Regions from separate parts of the Homo sapiens genome. Here region 2 is linked to region 1. A link is an interaction called in ENCODE POLR2A ChIA-PET data of the cell type or tissue named here. Cell type or tissue: Caco-2. All regions are shown on one strand. Links, peaks and the distances in the headings refer to the core of each region. The heading gives the core; the rest is flanking DNA.

Region 1 (4,393 bases), core at 134-4,133:
TGTAGTAATTATTTCACAGTATGTATATATATAATATATATATATAAAATCATTAAGTTGTACAACTTAAATATATACAATTAGGCTGGGCACGGTGGCTCATTCCTGTAATCCCAGCACTTTTGGGAGGCTGAGGCGGGTGGATCACTTGAGGTCAGGAGTTCAAGACGAGCCTGGCCAACGTGGTGAAAGCCTGTCTCTACTAAAAATACAAAAATTACCTGGGCATGGAGGCACACGCCTGTAGTCCCAGCTGCTCGGGAGGCTTAGGCAGGAGAATTGCTTGAACTCAGGAGGCCGAAATTGCAGTGACCTGAGTTTGCACCACTGCACTCCAGCCTGGGAGACAGAGCAAAACTCTGTCTAAATATCTATATCTATATCTATATCTATCTATATATATAAAATATACACATAAAAAAATTAAAAATAATCACCAGAACTGAAAAAATAAATTTATTTTACTAAAATGATTTTATGCTCAGTTTTTTATATTGTGTTTCACAGCCATTTGATTTTATTCAAATGGAATTGTAACCAGTGACATAACTAGAAAATATGGGCCAGGTGCAGTGGCTCACACCTGTAATCCCAGCACTTTAGGAGGCCGAGGTGGGCGGATCACGAGGTCAGGAGTTTGAGACCAGCCTGGCCAGTATGGTGAAACCCCGTCTCTACTAAAAATACAAACATTAGCTGGGTGTGGTGGCGGGCGCCTGTAATCGCAGCTACTTGGGAGGCTGAGGCAGGAGAATTGCTTGAACCCAGGAGGTGGAGGTTGCAGTGAGCTGAAATTGCACCACTGCACTCCAGCCTCGGCGACAGAGCAAGACTCTGACTCAAAAAAAAAAAAACAACAAAAAGTGATGCCTCCAAGCAGAAATTGATCTAAAGCTACTAGTTACTGAAAACAAAGTAAGTATATATTAAATCAGTGTGCCATTTAGCTATACCAGTGAAGAGAAAACTGAAAGTGTCTGTGGTTGGTGTAGGTAAGTAAGAGGACTTAAATTTTGTATTTTTGGTGGCATGAATTTCTTCCTTCATGCCAAAATGTTTGGAAATATCTGGTAATACGCTTCACTTCTCTTTTTCCTTGCTTAAATTACATGTATTGGTGCAGTTCACTGGTCTTTTCTCTTTGCTTTTAATGATTATATATAGGTAGATAGGTAGGTAGGTAGATTGATTTTTTTAAGAGACAAGGTCTTGCTCTGTCGCCCACGCTGGAGTGCAGTGACATGATCATAGCCCACTGAACCTCAGACTCCTGGGCTCAAGCTATCCCCCCACCTCAGCTAGTAGCTGGGACTCCAGGCGCGTGTCACTGCACCCGGCTAAGTTTTTTGTTTTTGTTTTTGTTTTTGTTTTTGTTTGTGGAGATGGGTTCTAGCTATGTTGCCCAGGCAAGTCTTAAACTCTTGGCTTCAAGCGATTTTCTCACCCCAGCCTCCCACAGCTCTGGGATGACAGCTGTGAGCCACTGCAGCCAGCCCTAATGATTCATTTTAGTGATTCATGGGTGTATACTTAGCACATAGCAAAAGTAGTTAAGGACAGGCCCTCTTTGCAAAGGATGGTCCCAGCTTAGAGGACCTCTTCTAAGGCCTGTGAAGTGCTGTTGAGTGTCTCTGCTTTTGTGGGGAAGGTGTTAAAATGTCATTTCAGAATTCCCCTGAGATAGCTTATTTATGAGATCTGCTTCATCCAAATCATTGTCTGGAAGTTCTTCTTTAAGAGCTTTTTAAAGTAGTAGTAGTAAGATAGCCAGCAAAAATAGTTAATGAGATCATAAAGAAATGTTTATTATAACTAGTTAATTCATTTTAAGTCGATTATGCTGTAATAAACATCTTTTTCTTATTAGTTGAATTTATACCTATTTCGTAACTATTTCTAGACCTTTATTTATTTACCTGTTTGTAGAAGTTGAAAAGTAATATTATTAAATTATAATCAAGATTTATAATTATGATTTTCGGGCTTATAACTGCTGTTGGCTGTATCCATATATTTAGCATGATCCAACTATTTGGCTAGATCTTTCAGTTGATGACAAATCCTCTTTTAGCAATGCAGCAATCAGCATAACTTTTTTCCAGAAATAGAACATAGTCTGCTTTAAATTCGGAAATGCTTCCTCTATGCCTTGTTGAGTCAGTAGAAACCTTACATCTTAAATATCAAGGTCAGAGCTCCTAAAAATTGTCTTGGTTCTTGGAGTCTCATACCTTACAAAGGCTTTCTGTGCCTACACCCAATAATAAACACTGTTGGCTTCACTGGAGAGATTTTTTTTTCATTTTGTACAAAAATTCTATAAGATTGTGTTTTAAAGCAAGCAATAATGTAAGAAAGATATCTTGAGACCTCTGCCAATTTCCACATTCATGAGTAGCATTGCAGAATATAATCTTACTCCCGTAAAATACAGTAAGAAACCACAACTAATTATGCCATTTCGTTCTTGAATGTATTCAAAACTTACCTTTTCTTAAATAGAACTATCTCTTTCTTAGACCTCTTCTAAAATAACATAGGAATTGTAATTCCTACAATTCTTGGCTTTCAGGAATAATATTTACAAATATAGACAATTTAAGTTGCTGAATTATGTACTAAACAAAATAATGATTAGAAAACAAAGTTGAGTTGTAAATGCTCACCCACTAAATGCTAGTTTTGTGGTGCTGTTGATAAGTACCTAGGCAAGATTATAAATTATTCAGGTCATGGAGCCTCAGAATTGTTCTTGAATCGTAAAAATCATGAGTTTTAATTTTTTTTTTTGTTTGGGGTGGGGGACGGAGTCTTGCTCTTTCACCCAGGATAGAGTGCAGTGGCATGATCTTGGTTCACTGCAACCTCCACTTCCTGGATTCAAGCGATTCTCCTGCCTCAGCCTCCCAAGTAGCTGGGATTACAGGCACCCGCCACTGCGCCCAGCTAATTTTTATATTTTTAGTAGAGACAGGGTTTCACCATGTTGGCCAGACTGGTCTTGAACTCCTGACCTTGTGATCCACCCGCCTCGGCCTCCCAAAGTGCTGGGATTACAGGCGTGAGCCACTGCGCCAAGACTTAAATTTAAAATTTAAATTCATGAATGCTAAGGTCCTGCTGTACCCATAGTAAAACTAAATAGATAATAAGGAAAAAATAAAATTCATTTATTCATAGTCTTGTTTTGGTAGGCTTTTCTGTTATATGCTAACATAATTGCTATGTCGAAATTGGAGAATTTATGAAAGCTTAATTTACATGACATTTTGCAAGATTTACATTAGTGTTACAATCTACATAAAAACTTGTTTCATTGTAGTTTTATTTGCTTGCTTATTTTGAGTAGGTAAAGTTCAGAATTTAAAAGATGTGAAGGCTTTACAGGCTGTCTCTCACAACACCCATTTCACCTCCATAGGGGTAAAGATTAACAGTTCTTATGTATCCTTCCAAAAATACTTTAAAACTCTTACTTCAATAACTGTAACTGGTTATTTATATATTTACACACACACACACATATATCATTAAAATTAGGCTTAATTTTTAAATATTCCACCTTTTTGTTAAAAGTTTCAGAGCTATAGAAAAGTAAGTACAAAAACGGCAATATACAGTGAACGTCCACATATCCTTCTCCCACTTTCACCAGTTTTTAACATTTTGCCACATTTGCTTTCTCTAGCTTAATTTTTAGCATATGTGCTTCATGCTAAGCTAATACTTAAAAACAAACAAAACTTGGAAAACTGTTAAACTCAGAAATGGTGCCTCATACTTTCATATAATTTTGTAACTAAATATACATATAAAAATATACACATATATACTGTGTGTTGATAACTTCATAGCATCAGGTTTTGTTTCATAATAAAATGAGCCCTTTATTTCATTTTTCAGCAATTCTAATTTGGGGATGCAAACCTAGATGACTCTTAAAGGTTTTAGAGTATAAAAATGCCCATTATAAAGATAACAATTCTGGTTATTTCTAGTAAGACCCCAGATATGTTTGGTTTACTTAAAAAATAACATTCTATACTTTGACAGAGTTGAGAAGAAAGAACGAGCCCGATTAAAAACAGTGAAATTCAATTCTAAAACGAGAGATAAAGGGGTGAGTATTTGAAATCTCTACATTTTTGTAATTCCTGTTTGAGCTACATTGTTAAAATGAAAAGGATTTTGCTATCAGAATTATTCATGATCAGTTCTTGCCATGGTGCTTTACAATGGTAGATACTTAAGCATTTGTTAAATTCAAGCACCCATTTCACAGACCCTTCCAAATTATCAAAACTATCATTTGATATATTATTAGCAACATACTTTTGGGTCAAGCTTATTTTTATAAATGAAATGTATTTGACCTTCATTCGATTTCCAATTA
Region 2 (4,393 bases), core at 295-4,294, 75 kb after region 1:
TCTCTGGGCTGTAGGAAAATGCTTCTGCAGCCTCAGCTGCGCCTCCACTTTCCTCCTGGGTAGTGAGAAAAATACCACCTGGGTTTAAGGAAAGAAAGAAGCCCCTGTGGGGAAGGACTGCTGGGGCCAGAGGAAGACAAGGCTGGAAAGTGGAGGCAAGAGGCTGCTTCTCACAGGGGACGCAGGCAGGGGCCCCCGCTGGGCCTGCTCCCAGAACACCCTGGCCTCAGGCCTGGGTACTCTTTGGCCTGCATAGCTCAGGCAAAGAGACAGGAAGGAGTGGGTTTGAAGGAAGGACCCCCCCAGGCACTTGCCCGGGCTCTCAGATGAGGGGCCCCTCACGTGAGTCCCTCTCTCCCCAGCGGAAGACAGCAGCAACTCGTACTACGTGGTGGCCGTGGTGAGACGGGACAGCTCCCACGCCTTCACCTTGGATGAGCTTCGGGGCAAGCGCTCCTGCCACGCCGGTTTCGGCAGCCCTGCAGGCTGGGATGTCCCCGTGGGTGCCCTTATTCAGAGAGGCTTCATCCGGCCCAAGGACTGTGACGTCCTCACAGGTACCCCCCCCTTTTTAGGAACGCAGACTGGGGAAGCCTTCTCTGGGGTTAGCTAGGGACCCGCAGCCTGTTGGGGAGAGGACCTTGTTGGAAGGTGGCCAGGCTTCTGCATATGTGCCCAGGTATCTCCATAAGCTGGGGACAGAAGGACCCACCATATGCTATACATGAAGCCCCTCCAGTGTGTTAGATCACACAATATTCATGGAAACTGGCAAGACCCTTGGGCTGACAGGCCACACACCTCTGTCCTGGCTGTTAACTCAGAAAACATACAAGCACTTTTTTTTCTAACCACTGACACAAGCACACAGAGGGCACTAGGGTTGGCAGCTCCCACTCCCAGACAGCTGGACACCTGCTCTGATTGGAACAAAATAGTGAGGTAGTGAGATCCCTGTCCCTGAGGGAGTTCAAGTGAAGGCTGGGTGATGTTTGGTGATGGAGATGCTGTATCTAGACAACCTCTGCATTCCCCGCACTGAGATCCTCCAGGAGACACTCCACTCAGAGCTGAGGGGAGCGGAGCAGACAGGTGGCCTTGCAGTGTAGGATCCGGGGGGTGGGCAGACCTGTGGGGGAGCGGCCCGCCCAGCTCCCTCCCACACTTTCCACTGCTGGCCCCTCATCATTGCCCTTCCCTCCACCCCAGCAGTGAGCGAGTTCTTCAATGCCAGCTGCGTGCCCGTGAACAACCCCAAGAACTACCCCTCCTCGCTGTGTGCACTGTGCGTGGGGGACGAGCAGGGCCGCAACAAGTGTGTGGGCAACAGCCAGGAGCGGTATTACGGCTACCGCGGCGCCTTCAGGTACCCGGGTGGCCTGGCAGTCTGGGGCTGTGTGCAGAGGCTGGGACCCTCCTGCCGACGCCTGCCCTGCCCTCTGTGTGGCAGGTGCCTGGTGGAGAATGCGGGTGACGTTGCCTTCGTCAGGCACACAACCGTCTTTGACAACACAAACGGTAGGTGGGGGCAAGAGCAGGGCCAAAGGTAGGTCGGGGGGACTGTTCCCCATCTTCAGCACCATCCAGACACCATGCTGGGCTGGGGCCAAGCAGCAGCTCAGAGAGGCTGAGTCTAGAAGGCTGTGCCCCCTGGGAAGCTGGGAGCCCCAAGGGTCACAGGGTAAGAACAGACCTCAGACCACACATCCAGGGGTGCTGGATACATGACGGTTTTTACTGGCCTGGAATTCAAGTCCCTAATCCACCGAAACGGTAGAAACTCAATCCCAGTCAATCTGGAAAGACCCCCTTCTGGGAGTATTGATGTAGTGCCAAGGTGTGAGGTGGGAGTGGCATGAGCCTCTCCACAGGGTCATGAGTTCAATCAGTATCTGGTCTGTGTTCCTGAGCAGGTCACTGCCTCATGCAAGGAAATCTCTCTGCAGCCCCCAAGCCACACCGAGGCAGGGCACGCCCAACATACCACACAGGGGGTTTTCTTCCTGGAGTCACCTTCCTGGGCTCCGCCTGGGACAAAGAGCTCAGGAACGCTCTGCTCCGGGACCCCAGTACATACATGGTCCTATCAGAGCACACGCTCCCCTGACTTATATCACTTCCCCTTCTTCTTGTTCTCCGTGAAGGAATCTGTGTCCGTTTTGAAGACTAGAGGCTGTTTTCCTCCAACACCAAAGGCTTGTACTGTCTGCATACCCTGCCTACACCCCAGGCTTTGAAACCCCAAATGCTGGAGGCCCAGTCTTCTCCACTCGCTCCCAACATGTCTCCTCCTATAGACTTAGCCCAGAAAGGCACAACTGTGGCCCGGTGGGGAGGGGACTGGACAATGGGAAGCAAGACGTGCAGGGAAAAAAACGAAAACCTCAGTTAGTGTTTCAAAACTTGGATCTTGCCTCCTATGGGGGTCACCAAGGCGGTAGGACCATTTGCCCCAGCAGAGCTAGGGAGGGCTCCAGGCCCTGAACCCTTCCTGTTGCCACAGCCCAGCTCCCCCACCCAGCCTCCTACCAAGAACACCTGAAACCCTCCCCCAGGGAGGGGCTGTGTGCTCCTGCACGAGCCCAGCGGGCCTGCCTGGTCCCAGATCTGTGCATGGTGTCGTCTGGGATGGGGTCAGGGGAGGCGGGCAGGTGCTGGAGAGGCCTTGGGAGGTTCACTTGCAGTGAGTCACCCGCCTCCCAGGGCCACTCCTTTCCCTTTTATCTTTAGCTCTCCTCAAGGCCCACCTGGATTTCCTGGAAATGGGAGGAGGATGGATACTAAGTGAATGCACAGAGACATGAAAATGTGATTCCTGAGGGCAGCATTTTCTCAGGCAGCCCGAGACCGCCTGCTTTAGAATCAGTGGGATGCTGGTTTAACATGCAGATTCTTGAGCCTGATCTGAGACCTCCTGAATAAGATTCTTTGCAAGCAAGGGCCCTTGAAGCTGCCTTCTGCATCCACAAGTGATGCTATACCCTGTTCCATTTGAGAACTTCAGCCCTTAGGGACAATCACCCACCACCTTCAGGGAGCCACCCCACACTCAGGCTTGAGGATGTAACACATAGATGGGGTTCTCTGCCTGGGAGTGATTAACAGCCTCAGTTTCCTCACCTGTAAAATGGGGACAAAAACACCTACCCTGCGTTACTGTTGTGGGGATCAAGCAACGCGTGTAAAGTACTTGTCACATAGTAGGTACTCCCTACTCCCTGCTAATTAATGGCAGCTCCTGCTAATGGCATGAACACAGCTGGGTTCTTTCACCCCGGTAACACAGCAGAGCACGTGGAGAATGGAGAGGGTTGGGGAGCTGGCCAGATGTTGCCACCTCCCTGTGGTGAAGGCCTTGGGGTCCCAGGATAGCAGCTTCTCTTTACACTTCTCTCCACTCCCGGAACGTCCCCACACACACTGCTTTACCCCCCTCAGGCCACAATTCCGAGCCCTGGGCTGCTGAGCTCAGGTCAGAGGACTATGAACTGCTGTGCCCCAACGGGGCCCGAGCCGAGGTGTCCCAGTTTGCAGCCTGCAACCTGGCACAGATACCACCCCACGCCGTGATGGTCCGGCCCGACACCAACATCTTCACCGTGTATGGACTGCTGGACAAGGCCCAGGTGAGCCAGGGTGGGGCTACCTCATTGAGGGGTGTGCAGCAGAGGTAAGCTGAGCCCCTGGGAGGCCTCAGTCTACCTGGAGCAGACCTCTAGAGAAATTGAGGAAGCCCGGGGGAAATTCTGTGATTTTCACTTACGCAAGGACATCCCTCCAGAAACTGTCCCCTCTGCCTCCTGCATCGTTGATTTTCCCTTCTCAGTCGGACCATTTTCACCAACATGAAACATGCTGTGACTTCTGCCATCCTTAAAGAACAAACTAACCTCTTGGTCTCACATCCATCCTCTTGCAGCTGTAATCCTGCTCCCTTTTTTTCTTTTTTTTTTGAGACGGAGTCTTACTCTGTCGCCCCAGGCTGGAGTGCAGTGGCACTATCTCGGCTCACTGCAAGCTCCGCCTCCCGGGTTCACGCCATTCTCCCACCTCAGCCTCCTGAGTAGCTGGGACTACAGGCACCCGCCACCATGCCTGGCTAATTTTTTCTATTTTTTAGTAGAGAAGGGGTTTCACCGTGTTAGCCAGGATGGTCTCGATCTCCTGACCTCGTGATCCGCCCACCTCGGCCTCCCAAAGTGCTGGGATTACAGGCATGAGCCACTGTGCCCGGCCAATCCTGCTCCCTTTCGAAGCAAAACTCCTCCAAAGAGTGGTCTGCTCTGGAGTTAACAAGTCCTCTCCTCTGGCCTCTCTTAAGGATGGAGACTGAGTTAGCAAGTCCTCTCCTCTGGCCCCTCTTAAGGATGGAGACTACCCCAGACAGGCTCCC

Evidence for each region. Peaks named below come from ENCODE experiments on the same cell type or tissue, not always from the same donor. Only the 100,000 strongest peaks of a DNase experiment are listed, where the experiment ranks them.
Region 2: POLR2A ChIA-PET joins it to region 1 with 5 read pairs; 2 of 35 experiments call an interaction of 5 or more read pairs at or near these places.

What each region holds. Positions count from the first base shown.
Region 1 is chr3:197,080,778-197,085,170 of GRCh38, reverse strand. It overlaps DLG1 (discs large MAGUK scaffold protein 1), which reads left to right. Exons shown (of 25, transcript NM_001366207.1): 17 at 4,054-4,120. Among named protein-coding and RNA genes, the nearest start is that of MELTF, 53 kb to the right of the region's middle. In Caco-2, for the core only: no CTCF peak of the experiment used is centred there; no DNase peak of the experiment used is centred there.
Region 2 is chr3:197,005,782-197,010,174 of GRCh38, reverse strand. MELTF (melanotransferrin) reads left to right here. Exons shown (of 16, transcript NM_005929.6): 11 at 363-557; 12 at 1,210-1,366; 13 at 1,451-1,518; 14 at 3,439-3,626. Among named protein-coding and RNA genes, the nearest start is that of MELTF-AS1, 5.1 kb to the right of the region's middle. In Caco-2, for the core only: no CTCF peak of the experiment used is centred there; a DNase peak (open chromatin) is centred at 2,658.